2 separate regions of the Homo sapiens genome follow, and region 2 is linked to region 1. Evidence: read pairs that join two places in POLR2A ChIA-PET (ENCODE). Cell type or tissue: HCT116. All regions are shown on one strand. Each heading gives the region's core, and the rest is flanking DNA. Links, peaks and the distances in the headings are about the cores only. Region 1 overlaps LOC105369468 (a long non-coding RNA gene). Region 2 overlaps LOC107984381 (a long non-coding RNA gene).

Region 1 (4,409 bases), core at 99-4,098:
TGTTTTTCAACTTGCCTGTTAATGAACTCTGAAAGCATTTTCATTTTAGTAATTTGCTTCTAAGATCCTGTCCTCTTGTGGCTTTTGTTCTGTTGATCACCTTTGATCTCTGGTTTTCCTGTATTTATCACTACTTGTTTTAAAGAGATTCTAATCATAGAATCTAGAACATAAGCTGATAATGAAGGATTATCTAAAACTAGTGTGTTAAAAAGTTGATTAAAAATACTTCTTTATACTCAAGTCATTAAAATGTTTTGTGTTGTCTACTAGAGTTATTTCTTCTATTTGGAGAAATATTGAAACTCTAATGTTTAATGTATAAAAGAAAGTTTCAAATGATAACTGTAGAATAACATTTGTAAAAAAAATATAATGCCACAGACTTGCTACTTACATCCAGTAAAAATATTAAAATATACCCAGGGAAGTACATATTGAACATTGTGTACATATTGTGGTTCTTTCTTAAGCAATAAAGAGTCAAACAGGCCTAAGTACTGGCACATAGAGAAATCCCACATTATTTAATTTATTTTGTGGAACTCATTTAAAGAAACAAGACAGTATATTAGCGTTTGCTAATTCCACTTAGTGAGTACACAGATGTTTATTATATTCTATATTTCCCTATATTAAAATTCCTACTAAAAATGGTATAATAAAATATTTAAGAGCTCTGCCTTATTTAAGCCTTAGTTCCTCTGTCATTATGTCTATGGTATGATGAATAATTCACCCAGAGTACCATACACAATAGTAAAACCCATAAGAATAGCAACAACAGCAGCAACTATGACAATTTATTTAGTACAGGCTATTTAACAGGTCTTATGTAAACCAAAGATTTGCATGTATCATGTCATTTATCCATGATAACTGCTATTATTATAAATAAAATTGTATAGATAAAACATTACAGGAAAAGACAAGTCAAATAGTTCAGTGTCACAAAACTATTAAGTGATTCTGTAAGAACTAGAAAATTGGATCAAAAGGGTTTGCCTTAAAAGTTGGTATTGTTGGCAGAAATTTACTATTGTTTTGTCAAGGAATACATGGATTGTGGCCTAGTGTAACTGGTCCCTAAAGTTTAGTGCTAATGGTATACACTGCCCAGGCAACTAAGCCATGTCTCAGAACACAGTGATCCTCCCACCTTGGCCTCCCAAAGCATTCGGGTTACAGACATGTGCCACCATGCTCCACTCCAACTTGCTTTTAAAAAGCCTCCAATCAGCTTCAAGAGAATAATTTGCTACTTTCTCAGAAAAAGCAAATACTTTATCAATAGCAAATAATTTTATCTGACCTGCAGAATGCAGAAAACCTCTCCATCTAATGACATTAGAATAAGAAAAAAGAAATAGCTCTCTGTTGAAAGATGGTGCATTATTTTAGCCCACTTTCCATTGGGATTATAATTTTGGAAATTAGTCTCTCATTTGTTCTTTCTTTGGACAAAAGTCTAAAAGTCAGGTGAAATTCTGTAGGCAACCACATACAAATTAGAGGCTACCAGGATTCCTCAAGGAATTTCTGTCTTCCTGGAGGCAAAAAGGCTTTGGAAGTCATATCTATATGTTTTATATAATTGACTGATGTGCCCTCTGTATTACAGAAGAGAATGGTGAGAGGTCCTATTATTAAAAAACACAAAGTTACATGCATGTGAAATTAAGCAGTTAGTAGAGGGGCATAAACAAATGCTTTCATACCACCCTGCAAACTTATGGCACCTAGTTCTCTAAATATAACTGGGCTGTGTTGACAGATTTTTCTACTTTGGAGGTGAGGACCTGGATGGTCAGAGACGTTTAAACACAGAGGCTGCTCAGTTTGCATGTCCTGGTTAAATGTCTATCAAAAGCTTTAGCACCTAGTAGCTATGACTCAGCAGAGAGGTTGTGCTATAATGAGCTGAGATTTATTGCCAGATAACACTAGGGTTGCCTATGTTCATTAAAAAGATAGTGACAGAATACCACACAAAAACTCACAGCTCCAGGAACTGGGCTTAGTTTTTATATGTGTTCCATTTAACACTTGATCCTGTAAAATTGTAATATACAGATTATTTTTCCAGTTTTATAGAAGATACATGTGAGAGAGTTTGACTAACTTTCCAAATTTACATAGCTAGTGAATAGTGAATGGCAGTGTTTACATGTAAGAACTATGAAGCTCTTGATGCCACATTTTAAAGCTCTATATTGCCTATAAATACAGATTGCTACCAAAGTACAGAAGGAGAATAGGACTTAAAGTCTTGGTGGTCAGGGACACTTTCCCAACAGAAGCAATATCTACATTAAGACATCATGAACCATAGTATTTAAGGTAAAAGGGAGAGTAGAAGGAAAAAAAAATACTTAGTGGAGAGAAACATCACATGCTAAATTCCATAGGTGAGCAAGACCATGGGGGTTTATCAGAATTACAAGCACTCATTATATAATTGTATGATACTGGCAAATTAAGCAGTAGCCACATCATGAATAGCTTTATGTTTCGTATTACATAGTAGGTGGTTTGTTGTGAGAGGAACAGGGACTGCTTAATAGATTTAAAGTGAACAACATAAGGATCAATGTACAACCACCAAGCCAAAAGATGGAAAAGAGCTAGAAGCCCTATAAAAGTGCTTAACTTTACGAAAGTCCCAGAAAGAGGAAGAAGCAGAGCTAGTAGTGGACATGTTTATGTTAGTGATCCTGGCAGAGGCCAGATGACTTTTAGGTCAGTGACTACAGTAATCAGCGTTGGTTCACACTGAAGAGTTGACTTTTCTGGATGCTATGTAACACAAAAATAGCAGCAACAGCAGCTGAAAGAGGGTGCAGAAGATGACTTTTGACAGACATCCCACACCTGGGCTGGTAGGAAGGAAATAGCAGCATAGAGAGAGTAGCTCCCATGCTGGAAAGGAATGGATGGGTGTTAAATGAGATCAGTATTTATACAGGTTTACTGAACACAGACATGAACTAGCTCTGACTGATCATTTGGGAAAGATGCCCACTCAAAGCGTGATGCCCACTCAAATAGTGATTTAATATACTATTAGCATAAACGAAGGTATCCTTCATATTGTTTTTTCCCTGGTAAATAAAAAAAAAATTAGACATCTGGAGAAAGGAATAAAGATGATTTTTTAGTGACTTACGCAACATGCCCTCTTTCATTATACTTGGCTCAACCCTTCTAGAATGATTCAACCACAGATCTATGAAAAGGATTCTTGGAAAGATTATCACAGCTAGGGTATAGAGCAGACTCCAAAGTAGGAGTTTGATCAAAGGGAGAGGAGACTGGGAACTCTTCTGCATTTTCACAACTGTATTCCAGAAGTTGTGGAATGACACCATTAATCACATGAACTTTAACTGGCATGGAAATCAGGCATAACTTGTGTGGGTCATTGACTTGTGAAAAATAATATTTCCTTCATTAAAGCTCATCCAACTGTCATCTCTTTTTCTTTTCTAGCAACATTTAACAGCAGTAAAGCAGACTTTTATCACTTATCCCTGACTTACATTGACAACCTCCAAACTTGTCCTTCTCAACTTAATTTTTTCCTCTCTAATCCACACAACAAACATTTATCCTCCCATTCCACCAAATTGCACTTACCACTCTATACTTTATTTAATGGCTCCTCTTGGTATACAAGATCAGCTTAAACATAACTTAAATGACATAAATAGGTCTTGACCATGACCTCTACCTACTCCTTGAAATTTATTTCCCATCACTCTTCCAAGAAAATACTCTGTTCTAGTAAAACTAGTTCATGCATTGCTTCTTCACATGTATACGAAGCAGAGGTTAATGTTTCACTATCTTGTACGTCCATAGCCTTCTTCTGAGCTGCGTCCTCTTCTGAGCAGTGTCCAAAAGAAATGATTGATCCACTGATTTGCCATGGTTTGCCCCATCTGTGAGGCTATTGTGCTTAAGAGCTAAGCACACACAGTGGGTTCAAACCCTGCCTCTTCCCCCACCTAGCTGTGTAAACTTTATGACTTTTGCAAGTTCTTTAACCATTTTATACAACTGGTACTAACAATTATCATGGTAATTACTATAAGGTATTGTTGTAAGGTTTAAATGATTTGCTGTAGTTAAAGAGTTTGGCATATAGTAGGTCAACCTTAAATGTTAGCTGCTATCATTTTTATATCTATGAAACAACCCGAAAGTCCTGCCTAAGGTCCAGAGATAGGAGAGGCAATTTCTGATTAGGTTGAAGTAACAAAATTTCATTTAAGAACTAAAGCGAGCCTCCATAGAAAGTTCTTTGAGTCCTGAATAAACTTGAGCCCTAGACGTTGCTAGGCACCATAAAGGGCCCAGAGGACATATATTGGGCCAGTTTAAATACTTTAACAGGTTTAATTCTCTTT
Region 2 (4,409 bases), core at 328-4,327, 180 kb after region 1:
CAATGCCGAACTCAGAGGGCTGTTAGAAAGCAGTTATTCTTTGAAGTTATCCTATTACAGATACATTGTGCTTCTTCAATCAGTGGACACATATTTTTCCCCAGTTCTGAAAAATTTGCTTTAAATATTTTGTCTTTTCTATTCTCTCTCGTCTGTCTTTCTGGTAAGTTGATCAGCTATATCTCAGAGTTTCTCATTCCATCCTTCGTACCTGTGAAGCCTTCTCAAATTTTTCAGCCTCTCATTTCTGCTTTGATTTTGCAATCTAGATAAATTAGTATTAACCCATAAACAACAAGTATCTGAAATGCCTTGGTCTGCTTATACATGCATTTTATAAACATATAAACATATTGGAAAAATTTAGGAGATTTGCTACAATTTGAAGAAAATCACAAATCATCTACACTAGAAATACTGAAAAATTAAGTTAGGTATGTAAAAAATGCACAAAATTTATGGAGTTGTTAAGTCTATTTTATCATTTACTACTATATTATAAAATATACACAAATCTATTATAGAAAGCTAAAGTTTATCAAAGTTTATGCACTCATAGATAAAACATAGTACCACTTGAAAAGAGAAATGTAAACAAATATAAAGATACAGTATTAAATCCTAACTGCACAAAATTAACCATGGATACTGTACTCCCATATTTTCATAGCCATTTCCTGCTGCTATTTCAGTGAACTCAAGTTTTGTATCTGCTTAAAATGCCATGTGACACTCATTATCTCTACATCAGCAGTTTGTATCTCCAGTAAATTTCATATTGCTATAAAAAGCAGTATCCTTGGGTTTTTAATGTATTTTTCGTTGCATTTACTGCAACACCATAATTCTCGAATAACAGCACGGGGTCCAGACAACATACCAATACTGATGGTGTAATGTTCCCAAGAAGCAATGTCATGACATTACAAGAAAAAGTAGAACTGTTTGATATGTACTGTAGATTGAGATCTGGATTTGTGGCTGCTCACCATTTCAAGATAAATGAATACAGAATGAAGACCAATGTAAAAAAATAAAAGGAGATAATAAAGCTATCACTGCACTGTGCCTGCCAGTGCCAAAACCTTGCACTATTGTGAAACAATTTTTAATCTTGTATTGAAATTGAAGGGTGTAAGTGGTGGCAGAATTTTCATATGAAAGGTATATTTATAGACTCTAATATGATTCCAGAAAAAATGAAGTTATTTTATACAACTTAAAGGAAAAGAAAGGGGAAGGATCTAAAGGTGGATACTTTAATGATAGCCAAGGATGGTTTGATAATTTAAAGTGCTTTTGCATTAAAAATGTCAAGACATCAGGGGATGCAGCTTTTGGTTATCAAGAGGCAGCAGATTGGTTCCCAGAAACTATTAAGAAAATCATTGAAGAGAAACTATACTACTGGAACAGGTTTTGAATACAGGTGACAATGTTCTAGTCTAGAAAAAAAGATGCCAAAAAGGCCATTTGTTAGTAAGAAATAGAAGCAAGCACAAGGATTTAAAATAGAAAAGGATAAGCTAATTTTACTGTTTCATGGGAATGCAGTCAGGTTTATCATCAGGACTGCTCTTATCTATAAAGCTACTAAGCCCTGAGCCTTGAACAGAAATGGTAAACACTAGCTGCCAGTGTTTTGGTTGGACAACAAGAATGCCTGTGCAATGGGAGCACTTTTTCTCTATTGATTCCTTTCATGCTTTGTCCCTGAAGTCAGAAAATATTTTGCCAATAAGGGACTGCCCATTTATGATTCTTTTGATGTTGGACAATGCCCCTGGCTACCCAAAACCTCATTAGTTCAATTTGCAAAAAATCAAAGTGGTCTACTCGCCACCAAATGAAACGTCTCTAATTCAGCCTCTGAATCAGGAGGTCAGAAAGAACTTTAATGCTCATTACACATGTTACTCTATGAAAAGATTTGTGAATGCCAAGGAAGAGACCATCGATAGAGATGACATCATGAAAGTCTGGAAGGGCTACACCACTGAAAATGACATCATTGATATTAAAAAATTAAAAGCCATGATTTTGGGTGCAGTGGTATGGGCCTATGATCCCAGCTACTAAAGAGGCTGAGGTGGAAGGATAGCTTGAGTCCAGGAGCTTAAGGCCAACCTAGGCAACATAACAAGACCCCGATAAATTTCTGCTAGAGAAAACTGTTTCCAGAAGTTGTCCATGACTTCACCAGCGTTTATGAAAAAGCCAATCAAGAAAATAATGAGAGATTGTAGATATTGCAAAAAAAGTGAATAACTTTAAGATATGGATCTTATAAAAATTCAAGAGCTAATTGCACATTAGAGAAATTAACAGATGAAAACTTGATAGAGATGTGTGCTTCTGAACCAGTTCCAAATGATGAGGAAGAAGATGTAGAAGAAGTAGTGCCAGAGCACAAATTGGCATTATAATTTGGCAGAAAGATTCTGATTTTTCAAAGCAGCTTTTGACCTGTTTTACAACAAAGACCATTCTATGATATGAGCACTGAAACTAAGGGAAATGGTGAAAGAAAGATTCATACTGTCTAGAAAAAATTTTAGGGAAATGGAAAAGCAAAAATGTCAGACAGAAATAACTATGCATTTCCACAAATATAAATGCAGTGTGCCTTCTTCTCCTGTGTCCTGTTCCACCTCTTCTTCTGCTTCTGCCACCCGTGAGACTGCAAGACTAAGCCATCCCCTTCCTCCATCTCTTCAGCTTACTCAATGTGAAGACGATGAGGATGAAGACCTTATGATAATCCACTCTCACTGAGTCAATAGTAGATATATTTTCTCTTCCTTATGATTTTCTTAACAACTTTTTTTACTTTAGCTTACTTTATATTACAGTATATAATACATATAAAATACAAAATATTTGTTAATCAGTGGTTTTTGTTACTGGTAAGGCTTCTCTTCAATAGCAGGCCATTAGAAGTTAAGTTTGGAAGGAGTCAAAAGTTATATGCAGATTTTCTTTTCTTTTCTTTTTTTTTTTTTGCGACCGAGTCTCGCTTTGTCTCCCAGGCTGGAGTGCAGTGGTGCGTACTCAGCTCACTGCAAGCTCCACCTCCTGGGTTCAAGCCATTCTCCTGCCTCAGCCTTCTGAGTAGCTGGGACAACAGGCACCCGCCACCATGACGGGCTATTTTTTTGTATTTTTAGTAGAGATGGGGTTTCACCGTGTTAGCCAGGATAGTCTCGATCTCCTGACCTCCTGATGCGCCCGCCTTTGCCTCCCAAAGTGCTGGGATTACAGGCGTGAGCCACCGCAACCGGCCACAGATTTTCAACTGAATATAGGGGTCAGTGCCTCTAAGTATTTCATTGTTTAAAGGTCAACTGTACATCTCTGTATCTTCCACATTATATACATTTTCGCAGATTTGTGTGTCTGCCTTTTAATCTGTCCATTATTAAATATAACTAATTTTTGTATTTATACATGCTCTATTTTTATTGTTTCTCAAATTATTGCTTATTATAGAATAATTACTTTTTGCTCCCTTTATTTACATCCTTCTATATTTGATATAGAATGATTTCATTCTATATTTGATATTTGATTTGTCCAATATCTCAATGTCCTTCAAGATTTAAATTTATAGTCTCTTCTTTCTGCTGATATATCCTTATAGTGGCTTGCTTTCTAGTGTATTTATATACTTCATCTGTCAGTGTAGTTTATATTCTGAGTGGGCTGAAGGAAAAGAATGGCTTCTGTTTCTGCTGCTAGGCAACACACCACATCCAAGACCATGTCTATCCCTCCTTGGGGATTTGGCTCTATCTGGTTCCAAGATGAGACTCTAACTTGTAGAGGTTCCATGGGTCAGTTATTATCTATGCTGTTGGTGTAGAAATCTGACACAAGGAGACCACACCCCTCCTGGCCACTTGCCTGTCCAGGCAAGCTCTTTACTGCTTCATCTTCGCTCCTTCCTACTCTTCTGCAGCTTCTTTCTGTAGTCAGCACCAACTCCCAGACATTCTTACCCCTTCTCCTGTCTCCAACACTCAGTCCAATCAGGACCCAGCTCCTGGTTCACATGGTACCAGCAATGCCTCAAAGAACATGTCCTATTAAATTCTGGATGTGGCAGTGCATGAAGTCTCAAGGGTGAGGGTCAGGATGAGATTTTGGTTTCATAATCTGGGGTTATTCCAAGTACCAATATTTTTAAACGGTTCGACAAGAGGAACCAATATAGATGAAGTATCTATTACAGAGCCTGGGCCTTATTAAGCACTCAATATGAAATAGTTACTTTAGAAGCATGTTAACGTGACTCTCCTACTTAGGAAGCTGCAATGGTTTCCTATTGCCCATCTCATCATTTAAATAGTTTACTGGGGCTGACTGTTATAAATTATCATAGTCTAGATGCATTTAACTCAGAATTTATT

What was found. ChIA-PET counts read pairs that join two places held together with the same protein. Peaks named below come from ENCODE experiments on the same cell type or tissue, not always from the same donor. Only the 100,000 strongest peaks of a DNase experiment are listed, where the experiment ranks them.
Region 2: POLR2A ChIA-PET joins it to region 1 with 5 read pairs; 2 of 35 experiments call an interaction of 5 or more read pairs at or near these places.

The regions. Positions count from the first base shown.
Region 1 is chr11:105,228,281-105,232,689 of GRCh38, reverse strand. The region is part of intron 4 of LOC105369468 (a long non-coding RNA gene); the gene reads left to right. Among named protein-coding and RNA genes, the nearest start is that of CARD18, 91 kb to the right of the region's middle. In HCT116, for the core only: no CTCF peak of the experiment used is centred there; a DNase peak (open chromatin) is centred at 1,863.
Region 2 is chr11:105,049,035-105,053,443 of GRCh38, reverse strand. The region is part of intron 1 of LOC107984381 (a long non-coding RNA gene); the gene reads right to left. Among named protein-coding and RNA genes, the nearest start is that of CARD16, 5.9 kb to the right of the region's middle. In HCT116, for the core only: no CTCF peak of the experiment used is centred there; no DNase peak of the experiment used is centred there.